Linked DNA regions of Homo sapiens: region 2 is linked to region 1. A link is an interaction called in ENCODE POLR2A ChIA-PET data of the cell type or tissue named here. Cell type or tissue: HepG2. All regions are shown on one strand. Each heading gives the region's core, and the rest is flanking DNA. Links, peaks and the distances in the headings are about the cores only. Region 1 has its middle 57 kb from the start of LINC02580. Region 2 holds the start of LOC105374568 (a long non-coding RNA gene).

Region 1 (8,753 bases), core at 190-8,189:
CTTGGCTAATTTTTTTTTTTTTTACTTTTTTGTAGTGATGGGGTCTCACTATATTGCCCAGGCTGGTCTCAAACTCCTGGGCTCAAGTGATCCTCCTGCCTAGGCCTCCTAAAGTGCTGGGATTACAGGCGTGAGCCACCGTGTCCAGCCCAGCCCATTTCCTGCGTTTTCAGTTTTGCTCAAGTTGTTCCTTGTGTTTGGAATGCCCTTTCCCAAATATATCCTTCTGCCTGAGGCCTGCTTTTCCTTCTAAGCTCGGCCCAGTTCCCCCCTTGTCTCTTTGCTGAGATGGCCTGGCTGGAATGGAGACTTGGGGAGTGTGTTCTGTTTGAATGATCTGGTTTGAATGATGGGATGAGAATAGGAGTGCAGATATTTGCTAACATTTAATACACAGATTTCAGTCACACATGTATATGATTTGTGGAAGCATAATTATCCTGAAGGTGTGTGCCAAGAGTTGTTTCTTCCTGATAGCAGAACATAATCAAACAAGTCTGGAAACCACTGCTGTGCAGAGTTGTTGAAGTTGGTTGTTTACTGGCTGTGTGACTTGGGCAAGTCACTCAGCCTCTCTGAGCTCAAGTTTTCCTGCCTATAAAACGGGAATTATCTTGGTGCCTACCTCATGAGGTTATGGGGCCTTGGTGAGATAAAGCTTGGATAAAACTCAGACACATCTGTGCCTCCCAGATGTGTCTGAGTTCCAGCCTGGGCAGAGCCTTGTTGGGTGCGTCCAAGCTGCTGGTGGGTCCTGACAGGAGAGGCAGAGAAGGGAGGGGAAGAGGAGCTGCACCAGGTGACGGGGACTCTTGTGACTTAGGCAGGCTGAGCTGAGACATCCCAGTGGTGTTTGATAAAAGGCGGGGGCTCTTCTCTGGCCAAGTAAATATTAGAAGAAAAGGCTGTCTCCAGGGAACGGCTCCCCTCCCACTGCCCCTTGAGGGCCAAAGTCCCCAGGGGCCAGTCTGGAGGCTCCTTTTATGTGACTGTAAAGTAATCCAGGGCCTGGCAGGGTCGAGCCTGGGCGGGCACTGACGCGCAGGGCGGCATTGATGTGGTCAATGATTACCTTTTATGCCTGGCCATAAAGGCAACCGCCCAGCCCTCTGGACAATGCCCCCTCTAGACAATGCCTCGGGAGGGTGGGTGTACACACACACACACACACACACACACACACACACACACACAACTGCCAGGCAGGGACCTGTCCCAATTGAGGTCTCCAAAGACATCCTTGCAAGGCATCTCCATCTCCCTTGGAGTCCCTGAAGACTTGGCCCAGGAGCTAAGGGGTTTAGGTGGCCATAAGTGAGGCCAGTGAAGTGTAAAACACAAAAGAGTGACATCCAGGGGCCTGGATCCTGTTCCAGGTGTATCTATGCAGATGGGGAGGGGTCGCCACCCAGACTCAGGTACCACATCTCCAGGGAAGGAGGGTATTCTGGGACAGATCAAAGTCTACTCCCATTTTACCGGTGATGCAGCTGAGGTCTGTGCGTGCTGTGGCTTGCCCCGGGTACCAAGGATGGAGATGATGGCAGAGCTGGGAGTAGGACCCAGGTCTGCTCTGACAGTGACAAACCCTCTGGCCACTGCCCCCAAGGGGGTCCAAGTAGGAATATCAGGGGTCAGGAAGGGTTTGGGTCACTTCTCAGACAAGATATCTCTCCTGGGGCTCAGAGGGGAGCTGGTGAGAACCTGAGGTCGTGGCTCCAAGGCTGATGTGGGAAAAGACCTAGGGTGAGCCCCTCCAGCGGCCACAAAGGCCATGTGCAGGGCCCTGCCCTCATGGGGGCCCCTTACATAGCCCCACCTCATTCTGTCCCGATGCACAGATACTCCCACCACCTGGATGATGGCGGCTTTGCTATGCGGGTCAGGGCTGGGGCATAGATGGCCAGATTAATATTCTACCTCCTTGGTTGATAAGGCCCGTAACCTTTGTCCCGGCGAGCGAGGCTGGAGAAGCGGGGGCCATGGCCCTGGTAGGGAGGTCTCACTTTGTCAGGTTCCAGAGCCGGGGCATTGCTGCTGGGTGCTGAGGACAGGGCTCAGGAGACCTGGGTCCCCGGCCAGCTCACCCTGGGGCTGTGCATCGCTTTTCTCCCCAGCCAATGGGAGAAGGACTCTGTGCTGTCTTCCTGGTGAGGATGGTAAGGATCACACCAAGGACTCTGCAGGGAAGGTCCTGAATGGATCAGGCTGCTATCTTGAGGAAAGAGGGTTATTATTCACAGTAGTCATAAATGCCCTGTGAAATTGGAGTGGAGTTGCTTTGAGCTTTGGCCAGAATGCCCCAATCAACCTTTGGCTCTGATAAAGATAAGCAGGCTCAAGGTGATAACACATAAACCAGAAACTGTCAACAGGAGCTAATTAGGGCACTGGGTGCCGGGGTGAGCCACGCCCCCTACACCTGATGGAGGAGAAATCTCAGGTGGGGGAAGATGTGGGCTCATTGCCTGGACCTTAGCCTATTGCTTTTTTGTCACCTTCTGGCCACTTTTCCACCTCCAACCGCTACCTCCCACCCCTCTGCCTGCATTATATAACATAACATGAAACAAGATGGAATAAAACAGAATCCAATGTGATGGGTGCCATATAACACAGTGGAAAGAGTCCTGACTTGGGGCCAGGTGTGGTGGCTCATGCCTGTAATCCCAGCACTTTGGGAGGCGGAGGCAGGCGGATCACATGAGGTCAGGAGTTCGAGACCAGCCTGACCAACACGGTGAAACCAGGTGTCTACTAAAAATACAAAAATTAGCCAGGCGTGGTGGCGGGCACCTGTAGTCCCAGCTAATCGGGAGGCTGAGGCAGCAGAATCGCTTGAACCCGGGAGGCGGAGGTTACAGTGAGCCGAGGTCACGCTACTGCACTCCAGCCTGGGCGACAGAGCGAGACTCCGTCTCAAAAAAAAAAGTCCAGAATTGGGAGCCAAGGAACCCGAGTCCAGCCTGGTTCTGCATGCCCTTGAGCTGGTCATTTGTCCCTAAGCCGCAGTCTCCCTCTCTGTAAAATGGAGGCCAGAAGTGGGGCAGGTGTGCAGTCATCCCTTGCTGGGATCCCGTCTAGGTTTAAAGTCCATGCTCTTCTGCGACACAACACTGTAATCTGTGAAGTGCACAAAACATTGCCCTGGTGCCACCCAGTAACACAGGGGTGTGTGTGACACTCGGCAGAATCACAGATCCACCCCTCAGGGAGAGGGAGGTCATGTGGAGGCCCTGAGACATAGCTAGTTCCCAGGGGTCCTGGAATCCCTCTCCCTATCTGCAGCCTGCACTAGGGGCACTCAGGTCTATTTTTAACTCAGTGCCCAGTAAATAAATGTGGCGTTGAAGCTGGGGCCCAATGGTCCATTTCCCCTCCCTCATCAATATACATCTCCCCCGCCCTGCCCACCACACACACACACACACACACACACACACACACACACACAAGTTGAAGTGGCCGCCCATAGGTAACCCCCAGTGCTGAGCCAGGGCTCCTGGCGATGTGGTTCAGGCTGGGCCTCCTTCGAGCTGGGGGAGTTGCTGGAGGAACCAGCCCTGCTCCTGTCCTAGTTTTAGCCCAGATTCTGCTTCCCATCAGCAAAGTCCAAGTCACTTTTCCTGGGAACTGGCAGGAAGGGTGTAGACAGGGTTGGGCAGAGAGAGAAGTGGGTGTGAAAAGACAGGGAGGGGCCGGGAGCGGTGGCTTAACCATGTAACCCCAGCACTTTGGGAGGCTGAGGCGGGTGGATCACGAGGTCAGGAGATCGAGACCATCCTGGCTAACACGGTGTAACCCCGTCTGTACTAAAAATACAAAAATTTAGCTGGGCATGGTGGCACATGCCTGTAGTCCCAGCTACTCGGGAGGCTGAGGCAGGAGAATCACTTGAACCTGGGAGGCAGAGGTTGCAGTGAGCCAAGATTGTGCCACTGCACTGCAGTGTGGGCGACAGAGTGAGACTCCATCTCAAAAAAAGAAAAAAAAGGGAGGAAAGTGGCCAGGAGGTGGGTGAGTAGGAGGGAGGAGAAAAAGGAGGAGGGCCTGACCATTCTTCCTGCCGCCCACTTCTCTGGGCAGCAGGGTCACCTGCACCGAGGCTTGCCTGGTTCGGGGCTGGGCAGGCAAGGCTAGGCAGTGACTCAGCCCCAGGCCCAGCCACCCACTCTCACAGGCCCCAAAACTGAGGGAGGAGGGCACAAATCAGGACCTGGGGGCTGAGGTCTCAGCCTCAAACAGAAGTCACTACAACGGGCAGTGGCTCTAGGCTGGGAGCAGTTTCTCCTGCCTGGGGCGTAGTGGGGCGGTGAAGAGGAGAAGGCAGAGTCTGAGGAAGGTGATGTCCAAAGTGAATCTTGAAAGCTGGGTAGAAATGCATCTTCCTTGACCTCTGTCAGCTCAGCTTCCTCCTCTGAACAATGGTATCTTTTTTTTTTTTTTTTTTTTGAGACAAGGTCCCTCAGTTGCCCAGGCTGGAGTGCAGTGGCGTGATCTCAGCTCACAGCAACCTCCACCTCCAGGGCTCCAGTGATCCTCCCACCTCAGCCTCCCAAGTAGCTGGGACTGGGACTACAGGTGCACGCCACCACACCCGGCTAATTTTTGCATTGTTTGTAGAGATGGGGCTTGCCATGTTGCCCAGGCTGGTCTTGAACTCCTGAGCTCAAGTGATCCTTCTGCCTCGGCCTCCCAAAGTGCTGGGATTACAGGTGAGAGCCATCGCACCCGGCCAACAGTGGGTATAATTAATGGGACTTTTTTCATTGGCATGGTCAGGAGGATAGGACACAGCCTCGCTAGTGGTAAGTGCTGGGTGCTGACATGTGGGCCACTGACGCTATGGGCAGGAGGGTTAGCGGGGAGGGGATTTCAGGCACAGTGAACAGCACAGACATGAAGGCGAAAAACGAAAGAAAACAAAATGCCACAGCCCTGAGCCATCCGGGGTGCTGGGAGCAGTGCAGAGTCACTGCCAACTTCTGTGTGTTGCAGGCAGGAGCAGGCGTGGTGAAACTGCGGAGTGGCCGCCAGAGCGATCAGAAGTCTAGCCAAAGAGGCGTGGACCCAAGAGGGCCAACCCTGGTAGGGGGAAGTCCCCAAGACTGGGCCACAAGGGCCTGATCTCAACTCCTAGGTGTTGAGAGAGGCCAGAGGCTATGTGGGGCTTTGATGCTCCTTCTGTGGGGTGAGGGTGGGTGAGAAATTTTGAGGAGGTGCAGGGGAGGAGTCTAGAGGGGTGTGTGTAGGAGAGAGAGAGAGAAAGAAAGGGAGAGAACTATAAAGTTGGAGGCCAATACCAAGGGGCAGCCAGAATTAATGCCTGTTCTGGAGAGGGAGCAAGCAGCACCGGTCTCTTTCCCAACCCCGGGCCGCTTTGCCCTCCAGTACCAGGAAGTGCCTCTGCGGGAGAGAGGCCAGGAGGCTGCTCCACACACATCCTGCTTTTGCTCAGTCTAACTCTCCTCCCTGGCCTGCCTCAGCCCTGCACCCAGACTGTTTCATCAGGTCATAGAGCGGCTGGGTGTGAGTGTGTGGGTGTTTGTGTGTGTGTGCACACACATGCGTGTACATGTGGCATTTCTAGATCAGAGAATGCTCAGAGGCCCTGCTAAAGGTCAGGTCAGTAAGGAGTGAGGGCATGGCCAGCCCCTCAGGTCCTGGCACCCAGATAGCTCCTTCCCACCCAAATCTGCCAGGCCTCGGGGGCAGTGGCAGCTGACAGGCCTCTGAGTCAGGATGGGTGAGGAGGAGGAGCTGAAGGGCCGGCCAAGGAGGAGTAAGTCGTCACCTGCTGAGTGGCGGGTCATTCGTTTAGCCCAGTGATGGGGAGCAGTGCTGCAGGGGGCAGGGGTCGGAGGGGAGGGGGATTTCTGCCATTGAAACAATAGGCACCCTAGTTCTGTGTTACTGGGGCTGGGGGCCAGGAGGCAGGATAGGACATGCTCTTGCCTCCCCACCTCCGCTGTGCTCAGCAGCTGGTGGAGACCTGGGAGGAGAATCCCAGGCTGATGCCTAGCGTGGGCCCAGTAAAGTCTTTGGGGATTTGATGCAACCCCGAGTTCCTGATGGCTCATGGAGAGGCTGTGCCTGCACCTCGTGGCGATGAGCCATCTGGGGCTCGCCCCGCACCCAGCACATGGCTAGGAGCATAGTGAACTCCGTCTCTAGGAATGGGCAGGACCCAGGAAGGCTAGTGAAAAGATGCATTTGAGGCCTGAGCTCTCTGTGTCCAGAAGCAGCCCCCTCAGGTTGTGGGGGGACACTCTGGGTCTTGCACCTGCCAAGGCCCCTGCCACAGAGAATGGGAACAGCACTGCTCCCCCAGGGCCACTCCAAGTTTTCTGGTCTCAAGATGCAGTCCCTGTGGGGCTGTGGGTGGGCCCCCTCTCTGCCTAGCCCAGTTCCAGCTACAGAAGCTGTGTGGAAACATCTCCCCTGAACCAAGTGCCTTTGAACTTTCCAGGAATGCTGGCCTGGGGCGGAGCAGGGGTGGCAGGGAAGGACAGGCGTGGGGTGGGATGTTCCAGAATCTACTGGGACCCAAACCCGAGAGCACCGAGTTCCCACGAGCCAATGCCTGGCTGTGGAGGAACCGGGAGGTCACAGGGATGCAATGGGCAACATCAGGATGAGGCAGGTAGGAGTGTGCGCGCGAGTGAGACACAGGGCTGGAAGGGACCTGGAATGTCACATGTCCATGCCCCTAATGCCAAAGGCTGCCTGGTGCAAGTAATATTACTTTTTCTTTTTCTTTTTTGAGACAGGGTCTCACTCTGTCACCCAGCTGGAGTGCAGTGGTGCGAACACAGCTCACTGCAGCCTCAACCTCCTGGGCTCAAGTGATTCTCCCACCTCAGCTGGGACCACAGGCATGAATTTTCTGTAGAGATGGGAATCTCACCATGTTGCCCAGGCTGGTCTCAAACTTCTGGCCTCAAGTGATGCTCCCACCTTGGCCTCCCACAGTGCTGGGATTATAGACAAGAACCACCATGCCCAGCCTCACTTTTTTTGTTGTTGTTTGTAAAAAATGTTAAAGAAGAGACATGGTAGAGTGTAGTGGTTGAAAGTGCAGACTCAGGCCGGGTGTGGTGGCTCAAGCCTGTAATCCCAGCCCTTTGGGAGGCCGAGGTGGGCGGATCACAAGGTCAGGAGTTTGAGACCAGCCTGGCCAATATGTTGAAATACCGTCTCTACTAACTGGGCGTGGTGGCATGTGCCTGTAATCCCAGCTACTCGGGAGGCTGAGGCAGAAGAATCGCTTGAACCCAGGAGGCGGGGTTGCAGTGAGCGGAGATCGCGACACTGCACTCCAGCCTGGGCAACAGAGCGAGACTCTGTCTCAAAAAAAAAAAAAAATGTAGACTCCAGGCTGGGCGCCATGGCTCACGCCTGTAATCCCAGCACTTTGGAAAGCTGAGGCGGGTGGATCACCTGAGGTCAGGAGTTCAAGACCAGCCTGGCCAACATGGTGAAACTCCATCTCTACAAAAATACAAACATTAGCCAGGCATGATGGCGGATGCCTGTAATCCCAGCTACTTGGGAGGCTGAGGTGGGAGAATCACTTGAACACGGGAGGCGGAGGTTGCAGTTAGCCAAGATCACGCCATTGCGCTCCAGCCTGGGTGACAGAGTGAGACTCCATCTTAAAAAAAAAAAAAAAGGAAAGTGCAGACTCCAGACCCCATAGCCTGGGTGTGGACCGTGACTGCCCACTCCTAACTGCTTTGATGGTGTGAAGTCAGTTTATCTGTCTCTGTGTCTCAGTTTCCACAACTGTGAAATGGGCATCAGAACTGTATCTACCTCACAGGGTCATTACAAGAATGAAATGAGCAAATATAAATGAAGTGTTTAGAAACGGGCCTTACGTCAACTCTATGCAGGTGTGGTTGGTCCTTGCTGAAGGAATGGAATTCCATGTCAGTCAATCGATTATTGCCAGGCCCAGGCCCAGGCCGGCCAGAGCTCTGGCCAACTGGGCCCACATAGGGTGTGTCAGGGCAGCCAGTGTCAGCACATCCAAAGTCCCCGGCCTGCTGAGTTGGCAGAGGGCCTGCCCTGACACTCCCCAGCCCCAAAGAACGCTCTAGAAAAGTGCCTGGGGCTTCCTTAGGTGTCAGTGGGTAGAGGGAAGAGGAGCTTGGGAGCCCCTGACCGTGGCTGAGACCCTCCCGCAGCCCTCGCTGTGTGTCCAGGCCTGGCACGGGGCAGTGGCGCATGTTTTCCATGGCATGTGGAGGGTACGAGGGTGCAGGACTCACTCCAGGGGGGCTGTAGTCACATGTGTGTGCTTATGGGGGCTCAAAATCCTCCAATCCATGGGCGCTCTCCTGCTCTGACTAGAACTGATAGCAGCAAGTCCAGGCCAGTCTGTCTGGCACTAATTCTGAGCTAACTTACACTTCTAATGATTTCATCCAGCAAGTCAGTCAGTCAGGCAGTCAACAAACATTTTTGGAGGCCCTATTGCATGTCACACCATTAAAGTGGAGGTACACAGACGTCTCTGTCTTGAAGGATGGGCTTATTGTGATGAGAAAGGGATTCCTGGCTGCAGGCATTGTGTGCACCAAGGCACAGTGAAAAGGGAAAGCCTGCCCAAGGTGGGAAATGTGGCCGAAGGGAGGGCTAATGGGAGGAGGGCAGGGCAGGAGGCAGGGCTGGGGCTGAGATGAGGAAGGGCCCTGTGAGGCAGGCTCAGGGGTCCAGCATCCTCTGGAAGGAGCCCTTGAAGGTGCAAC
Region 2 (8,753 bases), core at 233-8,232, 240 kb after region 1:
CAGCCCTGAGAGGTGGCTTAATGAGTTTCCCAGGATGGCCTAAAATGATTAATTAAGCAGACAGCTCCCCACCCCCTCCCCAAACAACGGAAACCAAGTAACGGTCTGTTTAGGGAGGGAACAGCAGGCCCCCCCTCAACACACACACACTCCAGGGGCGGTTGGGGACATGGTGTAAGAGCCAGGAGCCCCAGATAAGGGACGATAGCAACGGCCTGTAACGGCCATCAAGGCTCACCCTGGCTGGCAGGGCTGGGCCTAGGGAATGGCCTCCCTCTGCTCCTGGCCTCTGGCCTCCCTGTGTCTGGGCAGTGCCCACAGTCAAGGGGACCCTTGGCAAAACGGTGACGCAGGCATCATTGTCTCTGGCCTCCCTACCTCTCCAGGCACCCTACTTGTTCCCATTTCTACTATGCACCATTTCTGGGCTCATTGTTGAACACTGGGAGGGATTCTGGAGGCTGCTTGAGTGTCCAGGCCCACAGACATGGGCCACAAACATCAGGGAAAGAGGAAAAGCGAGTAGACAGGGACCCTCTGGGGCTTCCAAAATCACCCGTGTTGGGGCACCTGCTCTGTCTTTCCAGCTGTCAGGGCTCCCAGAGCCCAGCAGTGAACAGTCACTATTAAACAAACAGGTTCTGAGCTCAGGCTTTCAGTGCTGACGCTGCAATGGTGAGCAGTGCTAGAAAACCGGGGCACAGGTCCCCGCCTGGGGATCCAGATTGGCTCTGAGGGAGTCCTGGAGTCCGGGCAATTCTTGTGCACAAGCAGGGCTGGTGCTTTGGGAGCTTCCTCCCAGGGCGTCTGTTTTTCAGGGACACCTCTGTTTTCTGCATCTGTAACCTGGACCAGCTGCTCCCTGAACAGCCATAGACGTTTCCCTCAGAAGGTGCCCCGAGGATTCCACTGGGTGCTGAATACGGGTCCTCTTCCACAGACAAGGGCACGCCTTCCTTCCAAGTCAGTCATGTCCGCTGGAGACAGACAAGGACAGGGACACAGCTGGGGTTTTGGCGGCTGTCCTGGGCCTTGTAAACAGGCCTGGTGAAGGGCACAGGGGCTCCGAAGCAGGCCCAGGCCCAGCCAGCCTGGAGGGGTGGGAGGAGGTGAAGGTGGGAGCGGGCGGGAGGGGCAGCCAACAGTGTTTGCCTTTCTAAAGCGCTCCAGGTGCTTGAGCTGGATTTCCAGCCTGGTGTTTACAGCCTCTGCAGCCACGCCACGGTCACGTCCTCCGCCTGTACACGTGCCTCTCTCAACAGGTGCCCGTCTGTGTGCGTGTGTTCCACCTGTGTGTCTGATCACACCTGTGGGTGTGGATCTCTCCGTGTCTGTGCCTGGCCCTCTGAGAAAAATGACTCCGGCCTCCACTTTGTGTGAGCCTTTCCACCTCAAAACATTTGCTAAAATAAACCTGCTGAAAAAGCTTTAACGACGATTTTTTTTTCGTCCCTGCCATGGGCACTAACACCAGCAGGTCTCCATGGTCAATTTAGGAAGCTTGGGAAAACATTGCTTGTAATTAAAAGTCTAGAAGGGCCTCAATTAAGGCAGTGTTTGCCCTGCCGGGCCCGTTCCCAAATCCTACTCGGCAGCATTCCTCTCTTGGCTGGAAAAGGCCTTTGATTTGAACCAAATGTTCAGCAGCCACACTGGACCGGGCCTTGGCACTGCTGCACTGCTAGCTGCTCAGGGCACAGGCTGGCCTCTGCCCCAAAGCCTGCAACGGGAGACTTTGGGCTTTGTCTCCACCTCCTGACTTCCCAGCCCCTCTGTGATCCTGAGCCCCGACTTCTGGAGGGGCAGACCTCCCTGAGAGATGCAGGTGCTGAGGCCAGCCCAGCACCCCTCACCGCTCAGGGTGGTAGAGCTCACACTAAGAATTAAAGGCCACAGGTCAGGCCTCACCAAGGATGAAGCAGCAACAGTCAGTGCTGCAAGAAGGTGGGATTCAGGGTACAGCAAGCGACACCCCAGTACCCCTTCTTACTCCACAGAGGCCACCTCCATCTGAGCAGAGGCCTGGCCTTAGCTATAGCCACTTCAGAGAGCTCCAGACAGGACCTGGCAGGGAGGGGTCGGGAAATAGCATGAGCCTGTGACCTTTTTAATCCCTAGGGATTAAAGATACGCAGCTCAGCTAACTGGGACCGGGCCCAGGGCGCCACATTTGCTCCCCTCCTGCTGGTGAGGGTGAGGCAGCCAACAACACAAACACGGGGGCAGAGGGCATTGCCTCCTCCCTGGAGCAAAGGCTCAGGCGCTCAACTGGGTGGGCAGGAAAGAGAAGTGCTGAGTCAGCTCAGGTGCACATGGCTTTTCCTTCCCGGGACAGGCACACGCACACTCACACCACCTGCTTGCACACAAACTGGATTCACAACCATGCTTGCTGGCTTTCACAGATGTGTACCCATGTTCACAGGGTCCACACACACTCTCTCTCTCTCTCTCTCTCTCTCTCTCTCTCTCTCTGAGTCCTCAGTATCCCAGGTCACAGCCACCCACACAAACTCACATTCCTCCACCAGCTTGCACTGACACCCATTCACAGTCACAGCCCTGGCTACAACCAGACACGGAGACTCCATAACAAGGATTTGCAGGCCCCATGCAGGACTCTGCAGTCTCCAGCAGCCCTGGCCCCTCTCAGTGAGGAAAGAGTCGCCACGAAGGCAGATGGTCCGGAGGGTGCTGCCAGGACCAGGTCCTGAACCCTGTGGGAGTGGGGTGGAGAGTGCGGGGATATCTCAGGAGGGCAGCCGAGGTGTCCATCCCTGCGGGCCTCACCCCTGCAGCAGGGGAATGGCAGGCGAAGGGTTACAGGCTAACTAGAAAAAACAATTACTAACGGGAAAGGCAGCACATTCCAGCCCTGCTTAGCAGAGCCGCCAGGGCCGTGGGTGGTTCTTGGATTATGCATTTCCTTGAAAACAAAAAGGAGAGTTCAGGGCAGTTCAGCTGTGCCCTGAATCTCACTCCGGGGCCTTTGTCCCCAGCCCCCTCACAGCCCGCGTGCCTACACACACGCACACACAGCCCCCCTGGCCCCGCCACTTGTCCACTGGGAAACGGAGAGCATGAATACCCCCCAAAGCCTGCAAGAAAAGCGGGGGCAGACGACAGAAGAATTGAAGAAAGACGGGGAGAGGGGAAGGGAGTTGGGATCTCGGAACCCTTGTTGCCTGGAAGTCTCCCTTCTGCTGGTGAGGCTGTGGGAACGTTGGCTCATCCTGTCATCAATGCTGCATGGAACCCCCCACTCTGTGCCAGGCATTGTGCCAGGCATTGTACCAGGCCTGGGGTTCCCCTTGAAGGGCTCACTGCTGGGAAAACCCGGTGCCCCCATTTCCCCTGGGTGGTGTTTTCTATCCATCTGTCTCAGATCCCAACACTCTGTCTTTCCTCAAAAATCTGGTCTGATAGAGTCTGATTATCATATTCATACAGAGGAGTGGGAGGCTGATAAGCCTCAAAGGGAGACCCTCCCAGGCTGCTTTACCTTTTTTTTTTTTTTTTTTTCTTTTTTACTCATGACACAGCCTCAGGAAGCTTTGACAACATGTGCTCCTGATTTACTTTTTAACCAGGACATATATGGTGGTGCCTCCCTGTGGAGAACAGGAAGGGGCAGCCATCTTGCCATAAACACAGGAACAGAATCTCATGGCCTCTGAGTCTGAACAGCTATGTCCTATTTGTTAGCATGGGCTCCTCTGAACCCTGCCAAGGCCCTGTGGGGAGGCAAGGGAAGCATTATGGTCCCCACCACAAATGGGGAAACTGAGGTTCAGAAAGAGATAAAAATCACTCAACCCATTGTACAGGCTGCCTCCTGCTTAGAGCTCTCTCCCTCTCCTCAGATCCCTGAATGGCTGACTCATTCCCATCTTTCAGGTCTCAGCTTAAATACTGATCCTCCAAGAAGCTCTGTGGCAACAAATGTAGTCGGCCCATTCTAGCCTCCCTGTTGTTTCTCCTCCAGCGCATGAGGATTCTGGGGGGAGGGGGATGAGGTCTCGCTCTGTCACCCAGGCTGGAGTGCAGTGACATGATCATGGCTCACCACATCCTTCGCCTCATGGGCTCAGGTGATCCTCCCACCTCAGCCTCATGAGTAGCTGGAAGTACATGTATGTGCCACCATACCCAGCTAATTTGTTGTTGTTGTTATTTGTAGAGATGGGGTCTTTCTTTGTTGCCCAGGCTGGTCTTGAACTCCTGGGCTCAAGCAATCCTCCCACCTCGGCCTCCTAAACTGCTGGGATTACAGGCGGGAGCACACAGTAGGCACTCAATAAATATTTGTGGACTTGATTAAGAACTGAATGGCTCTGTAGCTGGGGTAGGCGGAGCCAGGCCTGGAATCCTTGAAGCCTTGGCCCCCACTCAGATGTGTGGCTGCCCTTGTCCATCAAAATCCCTCCAAGACAGAGGAAAGGGGATGCTCAGAGCCTTTCTTCATTCCAGCCCTGGGCTGTACCCCAAACAGCCTAAACTTAAAAAATAATCAGATTCCACAGTTGGGCTGCATGTGGATTATGCAAGGACCAGATGCCCAGTAGACAGGGTGTGCCAGAGGCTTATACCCAATGGGACCTTAAAAGAGGGTCAGCTGATGCATGCCATTTAGACGTATTCACTCACTCCATTCTGTGGACATTTTCCAGGTGCTGAGCTTGGTTCTTAGATGCAGTGCCTGCCTCAGAGTCTGTCTAGACTTTTTAGGAGAGAGTCAAAGAAGCAATGCTGGCGATGCGTGCTCAGACCCAGCACAGGATGAGATGATCTGGGAACTGGAATGTCAGGAATGACTTCACTAAGAGATCAGAGGTGGTCTGAGAGCGGGTGACCAGAACAAGCCTGCCAGGCACAGAGAACAGCATGTGCAAAGGAGTAAGGGAGAGCCTAGTAGGTCTGGGACATGCCAGCAGTTCACTAGGCCTGGATAGAAAGTTTGAGCATGGGGAGAGGCCAGAGAAGGGGCTGGAGAAGGGATGGGCCCAGGTCACAGGGAGCAAAGTCCACTGGCCCAAGAAGCCAGGGCTTCATAGGGTCAGCAGTAGGGAGCCTGCCAGGGCTTTAAAGAGAGGAAAGACATGAGCAGCTTAGCATTTTAGAAAGTTCATTCGACTGAAAATGTGCAGAAAGCACAAACTAAAGCACAGACACAAAACAAGTTCAGAGGATGTGGCTGTCACCCAGGTGAGCAGTGATAGCTTGGACTTGGGGCCGGGGGGATGGAGATGAGGGGACAGTTGTAAGAAATATTTAGGAGGGAGTGAGAGAGGCTTGTGATGAACCAGCATGGGGGGGACAAGGGCCGGGCTGTTGTTAAGGATGAATACCAGGATTGTGGACAGCTTGGCTGAGTGAAGGGTGGCAGCAGGAATCCAGGGAGAGGCTGGTGTATTGGCCTTGGCCATGTACCTGGCTGGCTGTTAGGGATGTGGGTCTGGAGAGGGAGGTGCTGGCCTGGTGCTCTGGAGTAGTTTGAACCCAGATTTCAATGCTGCCTGGGGAGAGGAAGAGGCTGGGAGATGGAGTGGAGTGAGCAGAGTGGACAGTGCCCTTCCCTTTCTACTAAGCCAAACCTTAGCATGCTTCAAGATCCACTCACCCCTTCCCAACCCACACCTATGTGGGAGAGCATTCAACAAAGACTGTCGGGAAGAGGGGAACTTGCGTCAAGGAGGGCAGTAGATTAGGATGGTGGATGGCCTTGGATGTGGGGAGCAAGGGTGCAGAGGCAGGATTGCAGGCGGGAGACACATTTAAGAACTTAAGGGTCCTCCCTAGTTTGGGCCCAGTGTCAGCTCCATGGCCCACTGGGAGTCCTGGGAGCAATGACTGGATGCTTGGAATGACTCTTCCTTCTGGGGATGAACTCCAGTCTACTCCAGCACAGTGACCAGATGCTACAGGGGCATTCCCAACCCCCACAGAAGCTGTTATCCCAGGCACTGCCCAGTCCAACCCAGGGAGCCAGCATCTCCAGTCTCTTGTTTCTTTCCACAGCGGGGCCTCCAGGGGCTGAGTGCTGAGGCAGCAGGAGTAGGACAAGTCCAGAACAAGGAACCCCAAGCTGGGCGTCTTTTCCCACTCCCTTTCCTTTCCTTGGTGTTGAAGGTCGAATTTCACCTCCCTTCTCATTTCTCTCTTTGCATTTTGTAGGACACACACCACCTCATCCAGCCACAGTGGCCACAGTCCTCAGGTATCTGTCATCAGCTCTCAGCCCTTCTTTCTGAGGCACGCAAGAGTGGGCAGAAGCCCTTGGGACCCCCCTTTGCCTCCAAACCCCAGTGCATTCCCAGCTTTTTCTTGGTCTCCACACTCCAGTCCAAGCCTCTGTCCTGTCCCCAGAATTCCCTGAAGAAGGTCCAGGGAGAGGGCTGTGAGTTCTCTATAAGACCAGCAGATGCAGCTGGTTGATTGCCCTTGACTCTGCTGGTGGCGGGGACATTGCTGGTGACCAGCTGCTGGTGTTCCACTCTATCCCACGGGCTTGGCCCAGCCAGCCTCAGATACCAGCAGATGGCCCCATCCCCTCTGGGATGCCCTGCCCCATTCATCTGGCCCCCATTTCTGTTTCTGATATTCTGTCCCCCTTATCTCCCTTCTCAGACTGGACAGCCCCTGTGTACCTGGGATGCGGAGAGTGACCCAAGCCTCAATCCTGGCCAGTGAGACTGCCCATCGAGGTGGAAATCATCGTCTTAATTACCAAGGCTCCCTGGCCACCGGAGGAGACACGCAACACACAGCCTGCCTAATGCGCCAGCAGCCGAGTTGGGGAGGTCCCTGGGAAAAAGGCCTATGCTCCCCCAGCCATTCTCAGGGCCTAGAATGTTCTTTAGCACGAGAGAAGTGAAGGCTCAGGGGTCCAGTGGGGAGGGCCGGGTACCAGCCCAGAAGTAGGTCTAGCCAGGGAGGTGGAGTCCCCAAGAAACACCCTCAGGAGCCTGCTGAGTCACAATCATCCCTCACAGCACGAATGTCTCGCCTGCTCCCTGCACGCAGCTCACCTGGGACTCTCCTTCTGCCGGCAGGGTGAGGGGCCTTTGAAAGGCCTAAACCAGAAAGGCTGGAGGGGCTGAAGGCAGGAGCCAGCTGGCCCCAATCCTGTTCTCTCTGGAGCCCCTCAGTCCTTAGCCCAGCCCCCAGGTGTGTCTTGTCTCCTTCTTAGAGGCTCCAACGGCCAGAGCTCCCCACTCCCAACCTACCATCTTGTCCCAGAGATGGAAGACAACATGGGAGCGGCCCCTCACAGCCAGAGTACCTTCAAGACCATGTGGCACCACCAGACTGAAACCCAGGTCCGGTGGGCTCTGCCATCCCCATGCCAAGCAGAGGGAAGGAGGGGGTGGGAGGACAGAAGAAGGAGTGGGCGGGGTGAGTCTGTGGTGGTTTGGATTGAGATGAGCTGGACTTACGTGTGTGACAGCTTTTCCTCTGGTCCCAACCTTATACCTTTGGTTTTCCTGCTCTGGGCCACTGTAAAATGAGGATTGGGCATGAGATATGTGGTTTTCAAATGCTCCTCCCAGAGCCCTGGCACTCTATGGCGGAGAATCAGAGCCATTGCAGCTCTGGTCTTAGCGTTATACACCGACCATCACCCCTAAGGTTTCATTTGCAGAACCAGCCCACAGCCGAAGAACCTTTGGTCACCTCTGGGCAAGGTGACACCTGTGTCCTTCCTGGCCTGAACCTTCCAGAAATGGACAGCGCCATGTCTGCTGCTGGGGGAGAGGGGACAGACCCAGAAGGAGGAGCCAAAGGAACTTACTTTTTTTTTTTTTTTAAGACGGAGTTTTGCTCTTGTTGCTGAGGCTGGAGTGCAATGCCGTGATCTCGGCTCACTGCAAACTCCGCCTCCCAGGTTCAAGCGATTCTCCTGCCGCAAACTCCGCCTCCCAGGTTCAAGCGATTCTCCTGCCTCAGCCTCCTGAGTAGCTGGAATTACAGGCATGTGCCACCACACCTGGCTAATTTTGTATTTTTAGTAGAGACGGGGTTTCTCCATGTTGGTCAGGCTGGTCTCGAACTCCTGACCTCAGGTGATCCACCCACCTTGGCCTCCCAAAGTGCTGGGATTACAGGCGTGAGCCACTGTGCCTGGCAGGAACTTACTTTTTAAAACTTAGATTGAGTCCAAATACATATGTCCGAGACATGAAAGGATGAAACTGGCTATGGGACACGGGCTCAGAATGAGGAGACCCAGAGGAAAATGTGCACCCATGTTCACTGCTACATGCCTATGTGCACACATGTACACCGGCGCACACATGCACATGCACACACACACAGCTGCCCCTCACAGCCCTGTCTACATGGAAGGCACCAAGAGGCATTTCCATGCTTCTCCCTCTGAGCCCCAACCCACTCCCACTTACCACCTCTCTGGACTCCTCAAGTTGACCTAGCAGAGCTCTGTCAGGAGATGAGGAAAATGTCTCTGTTTTTCAAATATTTGGATCTTGCTAAAGACCAACACATTTTTTTAAGTGTGTATAATTTTAGGGCAATTTGATCCATATGTTTCTGATTCTCTTGCACTTAAATCATCAAAATATTGATTTTTAAGAGCCATTTGATGTCGAAGGAACCTTTTTAATAAGCTTTTAAAGCTCTTTAAACCCAGAGCCTGGAGCCAGGGCCAGAGCTCAGGCTGTCCGCTGGCCAGTCGCACCCTCCCCTCCCCTGGGTCAGGATTACTTGGAGCTGAGTCTCACTTCCCCTCTTCC

Evidence for each region. Peaks named below come from ENCODE experiments on the same cell type or tissue, not always from the same donor. Only the 100,000 strongest peaks of a DNase experiment are listed, where the experiment ranks them.
Region 2: POLR2A ChIA-PET joins it to region 1 with 10 read pairs; 5 of 35 experiments call an interaction of 5 or more read pairs at or near these places.

What each region holds. Positions count from the first base shown.
Region 1 is chr2:43,155,363-43,164,115 of GRCh38, reverse strand. No RefSeq gene overlaps it. Among named protein-coding and RNA genes, the nearest start is that of LINC02580, 57 kb to the right of the region's middle. RefSeq lists silencers at 5,497-5,566, 5,414-5,609 and an enhancer at 5,824-6,342. In HepG2, for the core only: a CTCF peak has its summit at 1,770; DNase peaks (open chromatin) are centred at 985, 3,095, 5,015, 5,485 and 2 weaker places; H3K4me3 peaks cover 2,791 bases.
Region 2 is chr2:42,919,098-42,927,850 of GRCh38, reverse strand. LOC105374568 (a long non-coding RNA gene) reads left to right here and starts at 4,681. Exons shown (of 3, transcript XR_940014.3): 1 at 4,681-5,205; 2 at 6,175-6,217; 3 at 6,628-8,753. RefSeq lists enhancers at 101-786, 787-1,472. In HepG2, for the core only: CTCF peaks have their summits at 2,164 and 6,531 (motif pointing right); DNase peaks (open chromatin) are centred at 660, 1,060, 2,250, 2,850 and 2 weaker places; H3K4me3 peaks cover 2,835 bases; H3K27me3 peaks cover 65 bases.